Regions from separate parts of the Homo sapiens genome. Here all the other regions are linked to region 3. The links are chromatin loops, found by intact Hi-C in ENCODE. Cell type or tissue: Calu3. All regions are shown on one strand.

What was found. Hi-C counts contacts between places; a loop is a spot of excess contacts. Peaks named below come from ENCODE experiments on the same cell type or tissue, not always from the same donor. Only the 100,000 strongest peaks of a DNase experiment are listed, where the experiment ranks them.
Region 1: it touches region 3 in a loop (12-fold over the local background); 93 of 110 quality-filtered maps call a loop at or near these places.
Region 2: a loop joins it to region 3, with 21 times the contacts of the local background. A loop is called at or near these places in 59 of 110 quality-filtered maps.

What each region holds. Positions count from the first base shown.
Region 1 is chr9:17,807,192-17,815,191 of GRCh38, forward strand. No RefSeq gene overlaps it. Among named protein-coding and RNA genes, the nearest start is that of SH3GL2, 230 kb to the left of the region's middle. In Calu3, a CTCF peak has its summit at 3,995 (motif pointing right); a DNase peak (open chromatin) is centred at 3,990.
Region 2 is chr9:17,528,536-17,536,535 of GRCh38, forward strand. It overlaps a transcript of CNTLN not described here. Among named protein-coding and RNA genes, the nearest start is that of SH3GL2, 47 kb to the right of the region's middle. In Calu3, a CTCF peak has its summit at 3,323 (motif pointing right); a DNase peak (open chromatin) is centred at 3,306.
Region 3 is chr9:18,209,393-18,217,392 of GRCh38, forward strand. It overlaps a transcript of ADAMTSL1 not described here. Among named protein-coding and RNA genes, the nearest start is that of ADAMTSL1, 260 kb to the right of the region's middle. In Calu3, no CTCF peak of the experiment used is centred here; a DNase peak (open chromatin) is centred at 4,029.

The DNA.
Region 1 (8,000 bases), 400 kb before region 3:
ATTCAAGTTGAATTCCAAGTACTTTGAATACAACCCTAGGTGTCACTCCAAACTTCCTTGCTTTCTGGTGAGGTGAGAAATACCAGGCTCCTCTGGTAGATTTCTTACCCCAGAACTGGAATTGGCCATTTCTTCAAGGAGTCTTGTTTCTGTTGAGTAGGAGGTAGAATTTAAAGACCACAGCCTAGGTGCTAGGGTGTTATTTTATTTTCGGAATGAGCAAGAACGAGAAGTTATTCAGCTACAATTAACATAAGTAATATGTAAGCGATGACTGGTACTAATTCCATGAAAAGGCCCTACAGATTTTCAGAAAAATTGCAAGGTGTGTTTAAGTACTTTTATGACGTGCCCCCTCCCCTATTATCTTTGGAAGGTCCTTGGGGGCTTCTCAAACACACAGGCTGTTCCTCTTCAGAGGAGCTGACACTGAGGTCTACTGATGGGCCTATGAAACTGCCGATCATGTGAGATATGCTAAGTGAACAGAGAAATCAAACTGTGCTTTCAAATATAAGCCTAAAATTGGAATCACTGGGCCAGATGCTTCAAATTTGAGGCACTGATTTGTGTGAGCAAGCTGTTTCTCACATGGGCAGCCCTATGTAATAGGCCTCAGGAGGGCTAGCAGCAAGGATCTATTTATTTAACGAAGGTTAAACATTCACCCAAGCAGTGTGGGATGCCAGCTGGTGGGGAAGCTATCACAGAGGCTGAAAGGCTGTATCATCCAATCTGTGTGTTCTTTGTGCAGGTGAACTCTGCAGAAAGCTAAATTTGAGTCTGTGTGCTTACAGCCAGTTGTTAATTGTAATGTTCAGTTTCACCATGCACTGATAGCCAGATGCAATGTTTTCTGCCATGGGGCCATTCCTACCAGGAGGTCTGGAATGCACCTTTCCACTAGTCAAACTCCCCCTTCCCTGGACATTGCTGGAGGCTGTTCAAGTTGTATAAAGAGCAAGACTCCTCTTTATAAATGACTTAACTCCACCACCTCCCCCTTTTCTCTTAAAAATATGGCATTTTATGCATTTTATGATGCAGGTCTGCTACATGGTCTGGGTCTTTAGCTGGGGGAATTTTTGCTTGCCTTGTACCCAGCATTTGTTTAAATGCATGAAGACATGAGTGGCCCTTGTCCACACATCTGAAGAAGTTTGCTGACTTTGCTTTCCAAAATTGATTCACTTTATTCTTCCCACCTGAAGATAAGCAGTGGCATCTCCAGAAAGAACATCTGACACACAGAGATGATTGGCTTTTGGGTGAGAACATCAAATTACAGTTGCATATTTGGGTCTTATGAATATGGAGCCACCAAATCCAGCTGATAGTCAGAAACTGAGATAGTATGATGTATCATTTTCTGGCTCATGTTCAATGCAAATCTTAAGTGGTGACAATACCATGTTTCAAAGTCCCTCTTACTAGTACAAGCATGAGAAAATATATCCATATGATGTTTTTATTAAGGAGTTTGGTTATAAGATTTTATCTCTGGGGGAACACAAAACTTTGACCTTCACCTCACCTTCTTCTTTTACCTTTTCTTTTATGGGGGGAGAGGGAGCATATTTGGGTCCAAAAAATGACACAGATAGGCCACCATAAGTATGAATATAATGATTTTCTGCATATGAGGAGGAGGCTGGAGGTGGAGGGGGAAGGGGAATTCTAACCTGTATTGTGGACTCAGTGGCAGTACCCTGGGAGATGCTGGGTTGTGTATATGATAAATCCTGTGATAGTTGCTCCCAGGCCTATGGGCTCCCAGTATCTCCAAAGCAGATGGGCCCTGTAGACTGAAAGAGTGAGCATCTCTGTGGTAATCACTGTGGTTAACAACTGGAGTGCTCATCCAGATGTTTTGATGGTATGCTATGACCCTTCGTAGGAGAACCCCAGTATTGAGTGGGATCGAATTTTCCACCCAAGAGTTGGAATTAAGTGGCTTTGGAAAGAACTGTGATCTGAATTTGTTTGCAAGGCTTGTGCCTACAACTCCCTCCTGAAACCTCAGGGATCTTATGTCATCAATTATCACCTGTCTCCCCTCTCTCTGACCCACTTCCTCTGCTGGTTTTCCTCTTCAATATGTAAATACATTCAAATGTCCCACATCTTGAAATGATACCTTCACCATGCGTTCCCTAACTGTCCCTCAATCTTTCTCCTCCCTTGCATAGCCATCTTCTTGAACGAAGCATCTACTGCTCATATCCATTTCATCTCTCCAACTTAACTGGCTTCTGCTTCTGTACTCAGCAGTCCACAGAACTGTCCTGGTTAAAGGCACCAAAGTGTGGTTTCCTGACCCTGTTTCACTGAAGTGGGAAGTTTCCATCTGGAAACTTTGTTACTTTGCCATTGGAGACGCTTCATTCTTTGCTTTCTCCCTCTGCTGTTTTATAGTCTCTTGTCTCTGTGTAGCTTTCCTTTCTGTCTGTCTGTGGGTATTGGTCATTGTGAGGGCCTCTCTCCACACCCTTTTCTTGTCTCCTTCTCTGTATATATGTTCCCCAAAGAGTGACCAGGTCGACTTCCATAACTTCAATTACCATGTACACATTAATATGTTGAAAATCTTTCTCTTAAGTCCAGATTCTCTGATTTTCATATATGAAATTCAGCTTCTTTAAATTCAGTGTGTAAACAGAATTCATCATTTCCATTGTGTCCTAAATCTAATTCTCCTCCTCAATTGTGAATATCAAGAAGTGACCCATCTACCTACCTCATTATTTAAGCCCCAAACTTTGGATTCATTCTTGACTCCTCCCTTCATCTCATCTTCTAGTTCTCACACGAATGACCAAACTCTGTCCATTCAACTTTCTAATTATTTTTTAGATCTCTCCCTTTTGTTTTATTCTTAGGTCAGACCCTAATCTCTGCCTTTCTCCCCCATCCTCGCTTATACCATTATAGATATCCTACTTGGTCTTCTTCCCTCTTGTCTTGCTCTCTTTCAATTCATTCTCTGCTTGTTTTCAGCCTGATCTTTCGGAAATGCAAATTTCATTGTGTTACATCCTTGCTTAAACCTTGCACTGGTTCCTCACATCAGAGAATGTGAGCATATCAATGAGTATGCTTTAGCTAAAAATAACAGAATACATAACTGGGAGTGATTTAAGCCATAAGGGTTATTTTTTCTTTCATAACAACAAGGACAGAAATAGGTGGTCCCAGAGGTGGGTGGTTCAGCAGCTCTGTAATGTCACCAAGGACTGCCGGCCTCACAGTGTTAGTGATGCTGCCATTCATGTTCACCGGAAGGCTGCAACAGCAACAAGGATCACCTCTTTTCACGACAACTTTGACAGGCAGATTGACATGATGTGTCGTCTCCATGGGTGTCTCCTCTTTTATCATCAAAGAAATTCTATCTCAGCCATCCCTCTGGCAAATGTTCCCTTATATCTCATTGTCCAGAATTTGTTCACAGGGCTATTTCTAGCCATGAAAGCAGTCAGGAAAGTCAGTACCTGGCACATTCAGCCACCAACAGGAAGGCAGACCAGAGGGAAAAAGAAGTCAGGGGACGGTTGGTGAGTGGGCAACCAAAAGTAATTGTCACAACTTTCAATTCCTGAGGTTCTTTCTCACTTCCATGCCTCTCCATCTGTGGCCCCATTGCCTGGAACGTCACTGCCCATCTACACACCCCTCCGTTCACATGGCTCACTCCTACCCTTTTTCAGTCCTCAGCTCAGGCACTGCCCCACACCCCTGCATGCTGGACGAAATGCCCACCTGGTGTTCTAGATGGCATCATTTGTCCTACTCTACTGTAATTCCAAATTTCTCTTCCTCGTACTAGTCTTCAACCCCCTTGAAAACAGGGACTGAATCTTTCCCTCTTTTATAGCCACAGCTCATTTTCTTTGCAGGGACTAAAATATTTTTTAATAATCCCGTGAATGGATTTGAATATAAAGCGGCTTCCTCCGTGAATTTTTCCCCATGGTTTGTTAGCTATCAATAGCCAGTAGAGGGCGCTGTGACCTTTGGCTAGAATGCCCTTTAGCTGTAGTTTGATTCCTGTAGCATTAAGCTGGCTTTTATTTTTATTTTCTCCGAAAGAAGTTCTGATTTTTAGTTTTTTAATCAAAAGATTGAAATAATGCAATAGTTATTTTAGAAATTTGAGTTTTTTTCATCAAAAGATTGAAATCATGTATTAGTTATTTGAAGTTATACTTTGTATAATGTAATGTATCCGTGGAGTATTCTGAGGTCATTCAGAGTTATGGCAAACGTTCAGAATCCTCTGAAGTTTATTACTCAAATGATGTACTCTTTAAGTTCTCCTCCTTAGGCAGAGTGGCTGCAGCTGCTGAGTTCTTGAGAATAGCTGAAGTGGTCCGAAGAGCATCATCTGGTGTCTTAAAAATGTACGAATTTTTTCACTTGTTCAAACACTGTTTCATTTCCCCACTTTGTGGGAAATCACTTAGGCCAGGTTGGCCTAGGATGTTGTGTGGGCAAAAGTGGGTGTTATTTCAGGACTGGAGGGAGAATTGGTCTGGTTTAGGAAATAAGGACAGTGTATCATTCACTCATTCATTCAATCTTACATGCATTTGATAAACACTTGAGAAGCTGCTACCTGCATGGCATTATTCTAGGCACTGGGTCGCAACAGCTAAATGAAGCAGATTAAATCTTTCACTTCATGGAACTTACCTTCCAGGGAAGGAGACAAACAGTTAACTAAACACATGTATAATAAAATGCCAGGAAATCTGGAGACAAACAACCAAATAAACAAATGTATCATAAAACAACAGGAAAACTGTGGAAAAAAATAAGACACAGTAAGGGGTTAGAGGGATGGGGAGGGTGCTGTTTTAGGTATGTGCCATAGAGGAAAGAACGTTCCAGACAGAGGATTCAGCAAGAGCAAAGGCCCAAGGCAGGAGAGTGCCTGGCAAGTTTGAGAGATTCCAGAGAGGCCCCGGGAGCTGGAGCCAGGGGTGTGAGGGGCATGGTGGGAGACGAGATGGGAGAAGTAGGAGTGGATGACGAAGGGCTGGAGGGTCCCCTTAAAGACTGGGATTTTCTTCTCGATGTGATGGGAAGCCATGGGAAGACTTTGAGCAGGGGAGTGGCTTGATCTGATTTACTTCTTTAAAAGAATACCCTGCTGACTGTGAGAGGGGGTGGTCAGCAGTGAACGACTGGCCAGCTGGGAGGCCAGTGTGGGGGCCAGGCCAGAGGCACTGCTGGTTGGAACACAGTAGCAGTAGTGGAGTGGCACACAGTGGTCAGATTAGGCTGCATTGGAAAGATCTTAGAGTTGCCAAGATTTTCAGTGGATTATATAGTGTGTGTGAGAGAAAGAGAGTTGCCAAATCCAGAGTCTCCATTTTTTTCTTTTTCTTTTTTTCTGAGGATGCAATTTAAACAGAGGCCAAACCATTCATCCATCTTAAGCTCTTCTGCACCCTAACAGCAAACGTAGTAACAAACAACTATTGTTTATGTTGTCGTTAGCAATGAGGATCTCTGATTTCAGACAATAGGACTGCAGAATGGAGATGTCCTTCATTGCTCTTGATTGACAGCTATCTGTCAGTCAGGTCTGGATGATCTGCGGGCATTACACACACATGAGCGACCTGCCCATACCTTCAGTGTCCTCTGTTTTCTCTCATGCCCTGCTGCCTGCTTTTTTTTTATCTGGAACAGCAGCATTTCATTTTGTTAGCTGAAGCAAACCACCTTTTTAATGTTCATCTCTGTAACACAGAAAAGAACATGTTCTATCCTTTCTGATAAAGTGCAATGAAACCTCAGTGTGGCATTTGTTATTAGTGCAGGTTGGCCAAATCCCTTGATCAGGACTGATTATAATACTTTTGAGTCCTGTGCCTGTAATTCAGTGAGCTGCACCCAGTGGCGCCTGCAAAGAAAAAACAGGCTCGCCTCCCCCCGGCAATGGAGCCAGTAGGAAAAGAGCATAAGATCCAGTCATAGCCAGGCGCGGTGGCTCACGCCTGTAATCCCAGCACTTTGGGAAGCTGAGGTGGGTGGATCATGAGGTCAGGAGATCGAGACCAGCCTGGCCAACATAGTGAAACCCCGTCTCTGCTAAAAATACAAAAATTAGCTGGGCATGGTGGCATGTGCCTGTCATCCCAGCTATTCGGGAAGCTGAGGCAGGAGAATCGCTTGAATCCGGGAGGCGGAGGTTGCAGTGAGTCGAGATGGCACCACTGCACTCCAGCCTGGGCAACAGAGCGAGACTCCATCTAAAAATAAAAATTAAAAAATAATCTAGTTACTTCTTTTATCAAAAAGAACTCCCAATGTATAGACATGAACCTCATTAAAAATTATGCCCAATACTTTGGGAAGAATATTTGTGCAGCAATTCATAATGAAAAAGCCTGTCCTGGCCAGGCATGGTGGCTCACGTCTGTAATCCTAGAACTTTAGGAGGCTGAGGAAGGCAGATTTCCCGAGCTCAGGAGTTCAAGACCAGCCTGGGCAACACGGTGAAACCCCGTCTCTACTAAAAATACAAAAAATTAGCCGGGCGTGGTGGCATGCACCTGTAGTCCCAGCTACTTGGGAGGCTGAGGCAGGAAAATTGCTTGAACCTGGGAGGCAGAGGTTGCAGTGAGCCGAGATCATGCCACTGTACTCCAGCCTGGGTGACAGAGCGAGACACTGTCTCCAAAAGAAAAAAGAAAAAAAAAAGGAAAAGCTTGTCCTTCAGTGTTCCTGAGTCTCTCACCTTCTCTGCTGCTCCCTGCCTGTTTTGGGTCCCCTCCTCCTATCTTCCTTATTTCCACAAGAGCCTCCTAATTGCAGTCCCTGCACCCGCCACCTGTCTTACCCAGTCCTTCTTTTTTAGAAACTCCTGTTGTGATCTTTTGAAATCGTAGGTTTGATAACATCACTGTTCTTCTCCAAAATTTTGCCCCTATTGTGTACAGAATAAAGCCTGAACATTAAAGTCCTTCATCATCTGGGCCCAATTGCCTTTTAAATTTGCATCTTCTCCCATCCCATCTTTCAACCCTCTGTTCTATGGACAATATACACCCTCAGGATTCCTTTAGTACCAATGTGAATTCAAGGCTTTGCTCTTCTCTGTGCTGTTGCTTCTGTTTGGAATGCTCTTTCTTTTTTCCCTAGGAAACTCCTTACAGATCCTCCAATGCTCAGCTCAAAGCACCTCCTCTGTAAGATCTTATACCACTTCCCCATGTCATTTCCTCTCTATGAGGTCATAGCAGTTTCTAAAACTTCACATGCCATTATCCTAAGCAAATTAAGGCAGAACAGAAATAGATACTGTATTTTCCTACTTGTGAGTGGGAGCTAAATACTCGGTATGCAGGGACACAGAGATGGGAACAATAGGCACTGGGTATTCTGAAAAGGAAGAGGGAGGCAGGCAAGGGTTGAAGAACTACCTAATGGATACCTCATTTACTACTTGGGCAACAGCAACAGGATCATTAGAAGCCCAAACCTCAGCATCTTGCAATACACCCATGTAACAAACCTGCCTTTACCCTCTGAATCTAAAAACAAAACAAAATATCATGTGCGTCTATTATAGTGCAGAAGCTAATAACTAAAGCTGTTATTAAGGGATTTCTATGTGTCAGGGACTCCTTTAAGCTTTTTCTATGTATAATAATATGAATCTATGTCTTCCACTCGAGACTACTTGAGGATCAAGTTTTGCTTACATTCTGTAATGTTTCAGGGCTTAGTAATATACCAGAGGTATAATTCATGCTTATGCATTGTCCACTGAGTAAAGACCCAAAGATTTTGTTTTTGCCTTTGCTGGTTCTCAAGCACCTCCTGATGGTTGTTAGAATTCCCATAAGAATTCTGAGAAGACTTAAAAAAAAAGTCCTTTTTCACTAAGATGAAGTTTGGGGATGCCTCACTTTATAAACCATGGGCTATGCCTCAATTCACCACAGAGGATAAATCAAATTACCTCCTCTCCTATCAAGAGCACTTCT
Region 2 (8,000 bases), 680 kb before region 3:
ATGTAATATGGTATCTGGGTAAGATTCTGCAACAGAAGAAGGATATTCGGTAAAAATAAGGAAATCTGAATAAACTATGGATGTTGGTTAATAAAAATACATCAGCATTGGTTCATTCATGGTAACAAATGCTCTGTACATTAAAAAATCCAGAGCAAAGCCCTACTTCCTTAAGCCTTGAATGCTGTAGTAAGTCCTTTCTGACACATTCTTAGTGAGATGTCCCATGAAGTGTGTTCTCTCTCAATGCCACGTGTAATAACACAACTCCAGGTGTATTTATAGTGCTCTTTGGCATTGGCAAAGCCATGATTCAATCAAATCCATGATGACCCTTAACAGGCTGACAGTGGGGAGTTTTAGATTTATGTTTTCTGAGAAGAAATCCTGTTTTTGGCTTAGTGTTGTTGTTCTTATTTTTATTTTTTAAACTTTTATTCAAAATATCATGCTCTTTTTTAATAGTATAGATTCTCAACAAGACTAAGTATTTCTCTAATTGACCTCAAGATGGCAGGCTTGAATAAAAGATATTTCCATTTTAAAGTTCTGGGCTTCTCAAAAATTCTCTTTGAATTTGGAATTACAAATGAATGCTGTTTTCCTCACTCTTTGTAGACTTTTTTTTTAAGTATCTGTTTCTTTTATATTTGTTTTCTTAATTGTCTCCTAAAGGGTTATGACATTTTATTCAATTTTTTTTTCTTAGAATATCAAAGACAGTCATAAGAATCTGGAGATTATCTTCATTCTTTAAAAAAATGATGATAAATGGAAGAGGTACATTTAGGCAAATGTTGTCCTAGGATGAGATCAGTGATACACACTCCTGTACTGCCTCAGGAGAATGCTAAATTACTATTATTTTTTCTTTTTTTAAAAAATTTATTTTAAGTTCTGGGATACATGTGCAGAATATACAGGTTTGTTACCTGTGTGTACCAAACACATATACATGTGCCGTGGTGGTTTGCTGCACCTATCAACTCATCATCATCTAGGTTTTAAGCCCCGCATGCATCAGGTATTTATCCTAATGCTATCCCTCCCCTTGCCCCCTACCCCGCTATAGGCCCCGGCGTGTGATGTTTCCCTCCCTGCGTCCTTGTGTTCTCATTGTTCACCTCCCACTTAGGAGTGAGAATATGTGGTGTTTGGTTTTCTGTTCCTATGTAAGTTTGCTGAGAGTGATGGTTTCCAGCTTCATCCATGTCCCAGCAAAGGACATGAACTCAGAGAAGGCTAAATTATTATTACACTTTAATTGCAAAAAGGCTTGCAATAATCTAAGTTACCATCATGCATCTACGATAATTTTATCCTGGAGTTTTGGGAGATGAATTTTATGTACTATATCAGCAAGTCGTTGAAAAAAACAAGCTAATGTGGGAACTCTAACCAGTGGTTCCATAACATCGTCGTGTCTAAAATTCTCCCATAGTAAGTAAAACAATATTTTGATTCGATTTGGTCTTTAAAAAGTATGTCACATATTCCTTCCTTCTTTCTCCTAATTTTATTAGAAAAAGCAATATAGTATGGTAGTTAAGTACATAGGCTTTAGAGCCAGACAAACTCAAGTTCAGGTCTAATTCAGCCTCTTATTTGCTGCTTCTTTCTTCTTGGCCAGGTTGCTACTTAACCTCTCTGAATCTCATCTGAAAAGTGGGTATAATATTTCTCATAGGGTTTATGAATGGAAAGCACTTAGCACAGTTGAATAAATGACAGGCATTATTATTATTTGGGGGAAAAGAAGGAAGGGTGAAGTGAGGAGTATCACCAAACAATACTGTAAATTGTGAATTACAGCTCCAAGGAGATTAATAAAATTATATGGATTTTTAAACTGTGATAATCCATGAAAGCTCAGAAGACCCACCTTTCCATAATGATCCCACTAAGGATTTGCTGTGAAATTCAAAGCAAATTATCTAATGACTTTAGGACTCAGTTTCCTTATCTATTTTCACAGCATGTCCATGACCACAGATGTGGGTCAAAGGCCAGAAGGAATTTCCTGAACGTTCTGTTCTTTATAAGACCCCTCAGACCCTCAGTCAGTTCTGAAATTAGGGTGAGGGTTGGGTCATTGGAAACCCCAATAGTAAGCCTGATTGAAAGCCTCACCAGCCCCACAGGACTGGGGTTCAGAAAAGCTTCAATTTAATTTAGAACAAATAGAGTGTTTACACATCTAATGATAACAAATTTGCACTCATTCATAAACACAGACACAGTTTTTTTTTATTTTGAGACGGAGTCTTGCGCTGTCTCCTGGGCAGGAGTGCAGTGGCGCCATCTCGGTTCACTGCAAGCTCCACCTCCCAGGTTCAAGTGATTCTCCTGCCTCAGCCTCCTAAGCAGCTGGGATTACAGGCACCCGCCACCACGCCGGGCCAATTTTTTTGTATTTTTAGTAGAGAGGGGGTTTCACTGTGTTGGCCAGGTTGGTCTCGAACTCCTGACATCGTGATCCACCTGCCTCAGCCTCCCAAAGTACTGGGATTACAGGTGTGAGCCACTGCACCCGGCCACAGATTTCTCTTATATTCATTATAGAGCCTTGAGGCCTTACAGGAGTAAAGAAAGATATTGGTTTGTTGAGTGTACTTGGTGACTCAGCTTAGCTGATGTGACATGTGCTGAAAAGTGAGGAAGATACTTCTAAACCTAACCTGGACCTTTGGGCAGCAACTGGTGACAAAAATTGACACAGGATTTACAGGAATCTAAGGAAATACCTAAATACCATTGAGATCTACCTGTTATTTTTTACTTGAAGTACGTGCTTTTGGTGAATAGAATACATTCTCTACCCCATCAGATCTCTCACCAGACATGTTAACTAGTGACCAACTGATGGACTGGTGGTTAATTGCCTCTGTCAACCCCCAGAGCAGAAAATGCTAAGAAATAGCCAAGAGCAATGTAGCCAGAGGAGGACAATTAAGCCTTTGTTTTAGAAATTTGCCTGAGTAGTTTTCACTGGGAATTAGGGGGACTTTCTTTTTTCCAATTAGTATCCATTTTGAAATATTCAACACAGGGCTGAATACTCAAAGCAACCCCTCGGATTACCCAATCCTTACTCTCAAGTTTGTTGTGTTCCAGGTGTTTCGCTGTTGCCTTAATTTTTAGGCTCACTATTCTGAATACCACATTTTCGACCCAGGAAGACAGTGAGAATTCACTGAACAGTGAGCAACGCAAGCAATTTTTACTAAAAGTGAAAGAGAAGTCAAGAAAGCACCACCAGGGTGCTGTTCTTTTCAAATAAAATACACGTGTCAATAACAGCAGTGGACACCGGGGGGCAGTAACACACAACATAGGCAGCCTTTTTTTTTTCTTTAAATTTTATAATTAAATTGCATAAATTAAATAATGGTTTTCCAAGTTTCCACTTTGAAAAAAGAATTTCCCCAACAGTGTCTGCTGGTCAGGAGATACCACGCAGAGATACATGACTCAAAAGGTTGTCTTCTGGATCTTAATCAGAAGATCTGATTCTGTTTGTGAATCCAGTAATATTGCCGTTTTACATCTTTGACTTGAAATTAGGACAGACTATCTTTTTAAATTGGCTTTTACTATTTTCTCTCATCTCATGGCAGAATGACCAAAAGCTATATATAGTTTTTTTTTCTTGTTTTGTTTCTTTATTTGAGATGGAGTCTCACTCACGTCGCCCAGGCTGGAGTGCAATGGCGGGATATCGGCTCACTGCAATCTCCGCCTCCCGGGCTCAAGTGATTCTCCTGCTCAGCCTCCTAAGTAGCTGGGATTACAGGCACACACCACCACACCCAGCTAATTTTTGTATTTTTAGTAGAGACGAGGTTTCACCATGTGATCCAGGCTGGTGTCACATATAATTTCCTATATTCACGTTTGTAAGTCAGCCCTTCCTAGTTTGAGAGGACAGACTAGGCCCTGGGGTTGTGTGCAGTCTTTCCCTGGCCATGGTGATGGGCTGGAGTGCAGGGGCCGGGGGATGGAGCTTCTGCTTAACAATGGTTTTAGGGCCGCGGTCATCTTGAGGCAGGTGTGGCAAAGGCACCCTGGAGAGGAGAGGTGAAGAGACCTGGAGGCGCCAGGGGTTTGAGAACAGATGGAGAGCAGGTGACCCTGGAGCTCACCTTCCTCGGGGCAGGGACAAGAGGAAGGCCACATGTGCCCCTGTGCAGAGCCAGCTCCCGTGGGACACACAAAGGCATCCACACCCTAGGAGTTTCAGCTTTTCTCAAGTACCACCTCCAGCCTCATCACTCTGCCAGCTGCTCCTGCTTAACTTGTCAGACTCTAGGGACCTATGGCAAGAAGATCACTGGACCAACCAGGAAAGGAAAATACTAAGGCTTCAAACTTTTGGAAAGCTACTGGCCATACTTTTATGGAGCACAGAAGAAAAACAAATCCTCAAGTATCTGATGCTGTTTAGAAATAAGTATAAACTGCAGTTCATCCTTAAAAATAGCTAAATAATAACAGCTGACTGTATATAGTGCTGAAGGGGGTTGGCCACGGTTCTAAAGTCATTTAATTCTTATAAAGACCCCATGGAGCATGTGCCATAATTATCCCAGTTGGGGAATCTGTGGTGCACAGAGGCTAAATGACTCAGCTAAGGACGCTTGAGCTTTTAAGAATTGGAGGTGGGATTTGAACTCAGGCAATCTGGTACCGGAGGCTACACTCTGAACCATTACGCTCTGATGCTGGCAAAATGAGAAATGCAAAGTTTCCTCCTGTAAATGAAAGCAAAGCAAACCCTTACTCTGAATTTCTGTAACTGGATTTGGAGTTAAGTTACTTGAATACATATATGATAAATTGTCTGAATGAAAAATGCTGTTTTACATGGATACCTAACTCATTTAAAACTTATAATGGGATTTTTGCCTTTAATTATTCTAATTCCACTTCCTGGTTACAGATACTTAAAAAAAAAAAAAAAAAAAAAGCTTTTTTACCCCTCTACTGGAAATCAAGCATCCCTAGAGAGAAATAGCGTCTTTTTCATGACCTTTTTTAGCACTTGGCATATTTATCATGGGGTCTAACTCAGAGAAGGTATTCCATAAATATTTATTAGCTGCTTGTACAGCTTTAATAACTATTGTTGCTTCAATAAATATTCATTATGGGTGAAAAGTACATCTGCCAGGAGCTCTTGTTTTACTATATATCATAATAGGAAAATAAATTTATGAGTTTCTAAAAGATGGAAAAATTTATGAGCTAAAATATATCTTAATCACTAATGTATTTTTAAGAATCTTTGATAGTTTCTTAAATTGTTAATGCATCCAAGAGGAGAGGGAGAAGTGGTGAAATTATGTAAATAACAAATTCAGGATTCTTAAGAGAAGACGGGTAAGATTATATGATAGACAATAGGCTAGGCATTTTTATAATTACTTTTTTTAGCTTCTCAGAAATGCTAAAAGGCTATTATATTGTTCCCATTTTCCAGATGAGGAAGCTGAGAGTTAGGGAAGTAACTTCCTTTCCAACTAGTCAGGATTTGAATATGTCTGGTTTCAAAATCCACACCCTTTCTATTATACATTATATCAATCAAGAATTCATTCTATAGCAATAGAACTTGTTGATGGTGGTTTAAAACTGTGGGATTTATTTTCTCACATGAAAGGTAGTGTGGAGACACCTGGGCGTTGGCAATGGCCCAGTGTCTGGGTGATGTCAGGGCAATGATACTGTGATGTTCTCAGCCTTTCCTCACGGTTGCAAGACTCAAGGGAGGAAGATGAGAAGGGGAAGTAGGCCCTCAAATCCAAAAACTTTCTTAGGAACCTCACAGCAGATTTCATTTATATCCCATTGTCCATAACAGAGTTAAGGAGGAGGATGATAAAGAGTTGGACAAGCCAATGATCAGTGTCTACACAATCAGGTTGTGATGTTTGATAGTAGATTCTTTTGATGTTGTCTCTGTAGGGTAATTGTTAAATGATCAAGCAGTTCCTCTGAGCTCATCTCCAGCGGGTACATTCTGGGTCAGAAGAACTGAGTTTTCAAGTGCATCTCGGGTATCTGGTCACTTTTGCTTCTGCCAACATAGTCTTGTCCAGTGTCAGAGAGAGGACATGCTGTTAAGTGCTGCCACTTTTCATGTACTTCCTACAAGTACCATGTCTGTAGCTCTGTGCTGTAAAACTGGGGCACTGGGTTTTTCTACTTTCTGATTTTTGGGTTTCAAATAGAAAGAGCATCAGACAAGGAGTCAGAAGGCTCGGATTCGAGTCCAGCTTTGTTACCCGTGAAGTGACCTGAAATAAATCCCTTAAGCCCCATGGACTTTTATCTTTTTCATCTTCACAGGGTGGTGATAATATTCTTGGCTGTTTGTCAGGGTTGCAGAATGTACTAGTAAGCACTCTGAAATCACCGAGGTCTTATATAAATGAACGTGTCATTACCGTTATTAGGTCCAAAGGGGCCCTCTGGATCCAAGCACTGCAGTGACTATCTTGGATCTTGAGGCTGTAAGATCTCAAAGTCTGGAGCCTCTGTCATCCTTATTTCCATTTCCTGAAAACTAGCACAATGCCTGCACTTAGTGGCAACTTATTAAATGCTTATTCAATGAGGGAGTGAGTAGGTGAATGACTGTATGCATTTTTAAAAATGAATGAAGCCCAATCCTATGACAACTGAATTCTGGCCCTTTGGCTCTTCCTGTGCTCTTGCATGTCTATCTGCCTGCTGGAGGTACTGCCTGAATGGCCTTCGCACAGCATCCAAAAGTGATTTTACCTCCAAGGTACGGTAGCTCTTATCTTCTGCTCAAAGCTGTAGGACTTCCTATTCCTGCCACCAGCATCTCTCTTCTCCAGTCCCTGGGCATGCAGTTCCAGATTTATATTTGTCTCTTTGTTTCCTCTCATTCTCAACATCCTATCATTTGGCAAGCCTCTGAACAGTATTGTACTTCTGCAATATTCAGGTGTGAGACAGACTTCAGCCACCACGCAGTATTGCAAAGAGCTGCTCCTGATTGTGAGACCCTCTCTTCTTTCATAAGGTATTGATGCAGCTGTGGCAAAGTCTGACTTTGGTCACAGGGATGGCTTAGTCGGGCCCTTGCTCTGAGGCAGAGACTGGGCTGGATGCTCTCGGAGAGTCCTAGCCTGTCTTAGGGACCCTGCCTGTGTGGATGTGATCCTTCATGATCAGGCATTGCCAGCAGCAGACTTGAGTCTACATTTTCTCAACTAAAGAGCCATGGGTTAGACAATGATACCATGTGTTCAGATAAGGCACTGAAGAATTATATGCTCAGTTTGGATTGGGGATTCCTTTTCACTTTCACCGTTTGTAAAATAATCATCTTTATTAAGATTTAATTCACATACCATTGAATCCACTTATTTAAAATGGATAATTCAGACTTTTAGCTGTTCACAATATTGTACAACCATCACTACAATAAATTTTAGAACACTTAAATCACTTTACCCCCTCCCACCGAAAAAAAAAAAATCCTTACCCATTAGCAGTCATTCCCCCTTTCTCTTCCTGTTCCCCAGCACCCCTGCCCCTAGCCCTAGGAAACCACTAATCTACTTTCGGTCTCTATGTATTCATCTTCTCTGGACATGTAATATAAATGGAATTTTATCCTATGTGTTTTTTTGTGACTGGCTTCTTTCACCTGGCGTGATGTTTTCAAGGTTCGTCCTTGTTGTGGCATGTATTACTAATTCATTCCTTTTGATGCTGAATAATATTCCATTGTATGGACATGTCGCATTTTATTTTATCCATTCGTCATTGATGGATATTTGTGTTGTTTCTGTTTTGCGTCAATGATGAATAATAATGCTGCTTTAACCATTGGTGTATAAATTTCATGTGGATATGTTTTTATTTCTCTTGGGTAGATATCTATGAGTAGAACTGCTGGATCATATAGTAATTCTATGTTCAACCTTTTGATGAATGGTCAGACTGTTTTCCATTGCAGATGTACC
Region 3 (8,000 bases):
GTTATCGAATCAGTACCTATCACCCAGAGCTATGTGAACACTCATTGGAGACCTATTATAAATATTTAGACCATGGAACCAAAACGCAAACCCTGCCTAAACTCTGTGTCTAGATTTAGTAAATGGAGCTTAATTTTATAAAGCTAAAGGGAGGTCCCGATAAACTTAATTCTTGACTCTAAGTAAACCACCTGAATTCAGTTTAATTATCATAGCTTTTCTAATTAACAGGTTGATGATCTTTAAGAAATGCAAGTTTTAGCCTTGCTGATTTACTTTTTCTGATTGAAAGATACCCTTATTCATGTAAACACACCTCCAACTAATTTTTGCTGGGTAACACTTACTTCTCTCCTGATTATTTCCTCTTTGTTCTGTTTGAGTGACATCATAGTGGATAATTCATTTTGTTAATTGGTGACTTTGGTGGGAATTGAGTAGTACCTATACCAGCTTGCCTGTAGACAGTGAAAAATCATAACTGTTCTCTGGATCTACCTGTGTCAGATTATCTAGGCTGAGGATCTCAACAATAGATGTGCCTTGCCAGTACAGAATGCATGGAATAAGCACATTATTTCCCATATGTTATATGTATGTTTATGTCTCTGTTTAAAACAAAGTCTGCTTTATAAGTGGGCTACATTGCTATCTCATGTTTACCTTATAAAATGACCTTTGTTTCTGATGCCTTCCTTTTCTTTCCTTCACCAGCCTCTTTCTCTTAACATAATCACAACCAGGTAATGTCAGTCCCCAAGAGAATGAGCACATACATAGACTTTCCAGCTAATACTCCATTTTCTTTCTTTCCTTTCTCTTTCCCTCCAAATATAAAGTATAAATATAAAATATAAAACATGTCAGAGTTTTTAATTAATACTTTAATTAAAATTTTAACTCATTCATTAAAATTTTAATTAATTCATTAATAAGAACAACTTTTAACATATTACAACTAGCTTTAAATAGAAGTCAAAGAACACACACATATACGCTAATATTATATATTATTATATATGATATATATTAATAAATATATTATGTATGATATATTAATAAATATATATTAATTATATATGATATATAAATAAATATATATTAATTATATATGATATATATTAATAAATATATATATTAATTAATATTACCAGGAATGCTAAGATGGATTTGTTAGTAGATGAAAAAAATTATTAATATTCCTATGACAATAATCATTGCATATTCACCAAGATTCACTTGCATTTCTGTGGATAAGAATCATTGGCATTACTGTCAGTTTTCTATAACTTACAGGGTGGTAAAACAGCTCAAAGGCAACGAACAGCTCTGGCAGCTTAGAAGGGTATACTAGGCAGGACACCAGTAATTTTTTTTTTTGCCTATCTTAAAGTCTTTCACAATATCTCCTGATGCTCTTTTCTTTAAATAGTAATTGAGTGCCTGGCCAGGTATTATGCAGTAATCAACCACAGAAGTAAAATTTGTCACCATAGAGTTTAAAGGCTGTCTAGAGACAGAGACATTAGAGAAACACACAAACAAATGTATAGTTACACATTGTGATAAGTTCTATTAAAAAAAAAAAGGTGACAGAGGAGAGAAGCGACAAGGTGGGTCTGAGGAAGTGATATTTAAGCCATATTTAGGATGAGCCACAGCTGGCTGGACAAAGAGAGTCCCTAGACGACCTCTCTAACCCTGGAGCACTATTTAATGGTCCCAAATTTTTAAACACTCCTAATTTATTTTCTATCTCCTTTTCCCAAAAGCAATACACAGTCGCCAGTTTTCACACTTGCCAATTCCACTTTAAGAATGGTTTTAACTTTTTAACTCCATGGCTCTTTTTGTTAACTTCTAGGTCAGTGTTCTTTCAAAAATTTTGTGATCGTGACCACCCAAACAGTAAGAAATACAATGGCCCCCCTCCATTTTTTCCCTATTCCATTTCATTCTACAGATGTGAGTCTCAAGACCCATTTAATTTCATAAACCAAATGAACAGCCACCTACAATTTGAAAACCATTGTTCTAAAACAAAAATTTTATCTGTTTATTTTTGTATCTCTGTTATAGGATTTCTTGTTTAAAAACAGCAAACAAAACAAAAAACCTCTCTAGGACTCTCTTCTGAGCTCTGTCCTCTACTTCAGGGACTGAAAATCTTCTGCTGACAGACCACATGTCCCCACTCAGCCAAATTGACATCTGTGGGGAAGTACCTAAATCAATATCCAATGTGCCTTCAGTTGCAAAAATGTGGCAATCCCTTAAAAATCCTTCTTTTATTTTAGAAGAGAATTTCACCGTCCCTTCAGCATCTGAAGCTAAAGATACCTTCCATGTAATTTTATATTTATCTGTTTCCTTTACAAAACTTTGCACTTTACAAGTATTGCTTCAAATGTTCCATTGAAAATCAGATAGTGAAACTTACACATTCCCAAAGCAAAAATGTTGGAAATGTTTTTTACATTCTTAGGCCAGCCCTCAACAACCCAGTTAAGCTACAAACTGTGGGACTTCAAGTGCCCCTGTTTTCATGACAGTGTTTCTGCAGGAAGTGCATTTTGATTTTGACTTAGTATGCCAGGAATGAAAGTCTCATTCAAGGACAGAACCTGGGACTCTCCTAGGGTTGTATGAAAAGCAGTTAAGAGAAGAAACAAGTCCACTGTGACCAGATTTAGGCACCAGAAAAAATTCTGGAACCAAATCTGGACAAGGTGTGTGTATTAACGTGTATGTATTTGAGTCTTGCGCCCATGTTTAATCTACCAGTTCCTGAAAAAAAGGAAGACTTACTCCTGGTCCCCTTGAAGAAGACTGATTGCTTTGGGTTGATTGAACAGCAAACTCAAAGTCTCTGTGGTAGGAGGAAGATTGACGTGTTTATGAACTTTATGACCATGTTTGACCTCCTGGGCCAATGTTTCTTGTGTGACATGACAAAATTCCAAGTGTGTCCATAATTTTAAACACTGAAAAGGCTTAGGATAGATTATGTTCAGCAAATGTATTTATGACTAGTTTGATTTGACCAAACATATAAATGAAACAACTTCATAGAAAAAGTAATATTTTACTTGTCACTATGTCAAACAGCCAGATCTGTAGTGCTGGTCTTGGAGAAGACTGGATTGGCCAGGCTGAAGTGTAGTTTTAAAAGTTGTTGTTGTAATCACCAGTAAAATCCTATCTTTGCAATTGCATGTGCAATTGCAAATCCATATGCAAATTGATGTTGGGCCGTTGTAAAAATGTATACATTTCAAAAGTATGAGAGGCTACTACATCATAGCTTTCCCACAATGTGTAGTTAGAGTTTGAGTTGTCTTCCATTCAAAGGGAAGACAACTTCTAGCTCTAGGGTGCCTTTTGCCTTTTTGGTGTGGACGATAACCCTTAGGTCACACTGAGACTAGGTAAGATGTGCTTCAACATTCCCCACAAATTTTTTCCCCACAATGGTCATAAGATTGTAAAGATTTGGGAGAGAACAACACCTGAAAGTCTTATTTTAATTTTACCTTTTGAATAGAATTTGCAGTTCATTGTCCTAAATGCAAATTACTAGCATTTTGAGATGTGATTTATAATGGGAACTTCTATCTTTAGCCGTTAGTGTATTGAACATCAACTCAGCCTGACTTAATGCAAGACTTGACCATTTTATTTTTTGGCAGAAATTCTCATGAACGCTCACACCAAAAATTCACTTACCACATGACTTGAAAGAAAGAAACTGTAAGCTACAAGCTCTGCTCTTCCCTCTTTCCCCTCCTTGGAATTTATTTAATATCTTTTTCACCTGATTGGATGGTACACTATTAAACTGCTAAAGCCAGTGAGATTCTTGTTCTTTCCCCTTTTGTATTCAGGGAAAACATATTTGTAGGATCACGCTCTTGATTCATTGGAACTGTGATGATAACGGACATTTTCAGGGATTGAATTGGTGTTGGTATCCTTCGGAGAACAAAACACTGTGTTCCTGGGTGAGAAGACAGTCCTAAGTTGCAAACTCCCAGCGCCCTCTAGTGTTGTTTTCCGTTAGAACTTAGTGAGAAGCTAAACTTTTGCCTTTGAGATGATGCTGAAAAGGTGATTGAGCCTGGGACTAGGTATTAGTGAGCTCACACTAAAGCATAAAGGTGTCTTTTTGTTTTCTGTTACTTCATAACTGTAACTAGAAAATGAGGACGTTCTGTGCTGCTGTTTCAGAAATCTATTTCTTTGATATATCTCTATAGGGAATTGACGGTTTTCAAGATAGCACATACGGAAACCTCAGAGATAGAGGAAGTTGTACCTGAGAGATCTGAGACAGAATCTGAGTCCAAATAATTTTTTTTTGTCCTTGAGACAGAGTCTCGCTCTGTCGCCCAGGCTGGAGTGCAGTGGTGCGATCTCGGTTCACTGCAACTTCCACTTCCCTGGTTCAAGCAATTCCCCTGCCTCAGCCTCCCGAGTAGCTGGGATTACACGCCTGGCTTGCTTGCTTATTTATTTATTTATTTTAGTAGAGATGGGGTTTCACCATGTTGGCCAGGCTGGTCTCGAACTCCTGACCTCAGGCAATCTACCCGCCTGGGCCTCCCAAAGTGCTGGGATTACAGGCATGAGCCACCGCCCCTCGCCCAAAGAAATTTAATTGTAATTTTAAAATTTTACGTATTTAGTGTATTTTTGTTGTAAGAACAAAGTCAACTCTTAGTGATCTGTAGGCTTATTTTTCATGGTCAAGTTATCACCTGTATTTTCTTCTCTTTCTAACAGCAGTATTCCTCTTTTCTCTCCATCAATAAACCCAGAATTACATTTAGAAAATATATTTTAAAAGTTTTTAAATTAGATAAGCATAGTTATAGTACATGTTATCATAAAATCTCTTCGAAATTCAAATACAGTTTATTTTCAAGTAGCTTATTTGAAGTTATGTAGTGTGTTTGTTATTAGGATGTATAGCCTCCAATTCACCCAAAGCAATGATATTCTTTGGAACAATTCAGAGATGATGTACTTTGTTTTCTGAATCTGTCTAAATATGGAACATCCCAAGGAAATACATTGAAATTGACCTTAAAGCTACTTTTTGACATCTGATGGCGATGCCAACTAAATGTTACTAAAATGTTTAGATTAAATTTAGAAAAGATATACTACAACAATTATGTGATATAACAACAGTTCCACAAAGAAAGAATTGATAATAGTCTTTGCAGAAGCTAACTTTGAATTTGTGTATCCATGGTCATTTAATGTGAACTGTTGTTTGCTATTAATAATGTTTACAAAAGTTTTATTTCATAAAAACCCAGAAGTATCAAAGTAGAGTTACTTCATTTGATAAGTGATTTAAAAATATTTCAAAACATTTTAGAGAAAATAGTTTTACTACCTAGAAAGAAACTAGGAAGCCACACAAAAGCTTTCCAATAAATGTCATGCACTCTATAATGGGAAAGATTTACATGTATGTGACCCTGAATACACTTTCTGTAGACATTATCTTCTGCCCACCGTAGATCAGGCAGTAGTCTTTATTGAAAGAAGATTTTAACAAATTGAGCAACATCCTGCTGTGTTTGGTTTTCTTTATAACTCAGCATTGAAAAAATTGAAAAAACAACAACTAAATTCTTTATGGATTTACATATTACTTTGAAAGAGGGCAGAAGTTGAATGAGATGGCGATTGGAATGGTTAAATTAAAATATTGTTACATTTTGTATAGCCAATATAGTTTATCATTTATGATTATGTTATATTTGAACATAAAATAATACATAAAGTGGCCATCTCTGAATTTATTTTACTGTAATAATTTTGACAGTTCCAGTAGTTACTGCCTCAACATAAAGAAGTTTGTCAAAATTGAAAATACTGAAAATAATCTAACAACTATGATGATTCAAAAAAGATTATCTAATTTAGCATTACTGTCAATATAAGGAAATTTATGGGAAAACCTTAACTATAATAACTTAAGTATTTTATAAAAATGAAGACAAGAAATATTGTATTTTATGAAGTAAACATATTTATGAGTTATATATGTGTTTATGACTCATCTATACATTACTGGCCTGTCAAAAGAACTGCTGACATACACAGTAATAATGAATATCAGTCATCTTTGATGTCTTGCTGACTAGCAATCAAAAAAAATCCCATAGCTGCACTCCTTTTTTCAATTTTGTTGTCATAGAGGTATATTTGTCAAGATGGGAAGGTAGACTATTTTATTTAATGGTTTATTAGCTTGGCTTATAACTTTTAGACTATTTAGGTTTGTGGTGTGAGGGCCCCTGTGTGTTCTGTTTTTGCTGCTCTTGCAGATGCCAAGGCCAACTTGTAGGGAAAGACTCTGGGAGTGACCTTAAAGGCAGGGGGACCAGCTCCTGCTGTCCTCACGGAGAACTCTGATTCACTGCCTTTCATGTGAGACAGCTGCTACAAGAATGAAAGAGACACCACATGTCACTTTTGTCAACTCACCAAATGTTGGAATTTTGGGTTGTCTTCTTTCCAACCAAGAGAGAGTCCATTACGAGAACTGAGTTAGAGCCTCAAACCTTCGTAAAGATTAGGAAAGATTCTGTGAAAAAATCTGTGATGAGTCCTCTTGTAAAACCACCACTCCTGGAAACATTTCCAAATTCATTTTTAAATGTGTTTCCCCCACACATTCCATTGATTACTTGAACCAAGATATGTCTCTAATAAGAGAATCCTCAATGCAACTACATCCAATAATAACAATAATAAAATTACTAGGCTTGTGCTAAGTGAAAAATTTAGGTCCAACTTTTGTTGTTCGTTGTCAAAACTGCTCATATACACCCCCACCTGTGGGTGTGTACTGTTTTGGACAAAGAGTTTGCCTTTAATCTGAGATTGGAATAAGCATGAAGCATTGTGGTATAGTATTTCATAATAAGCAATTTTCAGGTAAGGCTGGAAGGAGAAATTCTGCCAGGTTATAGCTGTTGATCAGGCAGCTTTCACCACAATTCTTTTGCACTTGCAGTAGATGCCTCTGAAAGAAACACAGATGAAAGATTATTGACAGGAGAATAACTTAGCATAGGCATGAGGGGAGAAAACACCACACAGTTTAGGAGGTTGGCAGCAGCATCAAGCTCCCTCTGACAGGTAAGGCCCTAAAGCCAAGGCAGTGGAGCCAGCATAAGCCAGCCCTTACATAACAGATTTGGGCACGCAGCAGTGACATACAACTCTTGCTCTCCTTTTTTTTTTTTTTTTTTCCTTTTCTTTCAAGATGACAAACATTTCATAATTCTCTTCCATTTTCCTTTAGTTTTTTTCTCCTCCCTTCTACCCTGTCCTCTTGGTGAATGCTGACTCTAGACATTACTACCTTTGTTCTTGTTAATTTCAACTTTTTATTCAGATTCCATGTTAATAGTATTGCATGGTAGTTGAGAGCAAAAACGCTGGAGCCACACCAGCTACGTTGAAATCCTGACTTTACCCCTTACCAGCTGTGTGGCCTAAACTTTTATTTGACTCAGTTTTCTGAGTAAAATGGGAGTACTATTTGTACCCTCCCCTCCATTAGATTGTTGGGAGTTGAGATAGGGCTATGAGGAAGACAAATGAGGGGTCAAGTAGAGAATAAAGGACATGAGCTTTAAATAAGTGACCAGGAAGCCCCTCTAGGGAAGGGGCATTTAATCTGGGCTCTAAAGGAAGAGAGAGGGGTCAGTTACTTTATCTCTCTAGAGAAGCATTTTTGTTCTGTTGCCTGCTTTTTCAGTCAGAAAGTTAGGCCCTGGGTTCCACAGAAATGACAGCTAATAAAGTGTTTTTACATGTTCTATCATTATGCTGCTTATTCTTCATAACAACCCTGTGAAGTTTAGATGAGGAGCCTGAGGCCCAGAGAGGTTCCATGATTTGCCCGTGTGTTTTTTTCACTGCATCACTGTTGCTTCCCATCTTGGGTGCTTTCAGGCAAATGTTTCTTGAGG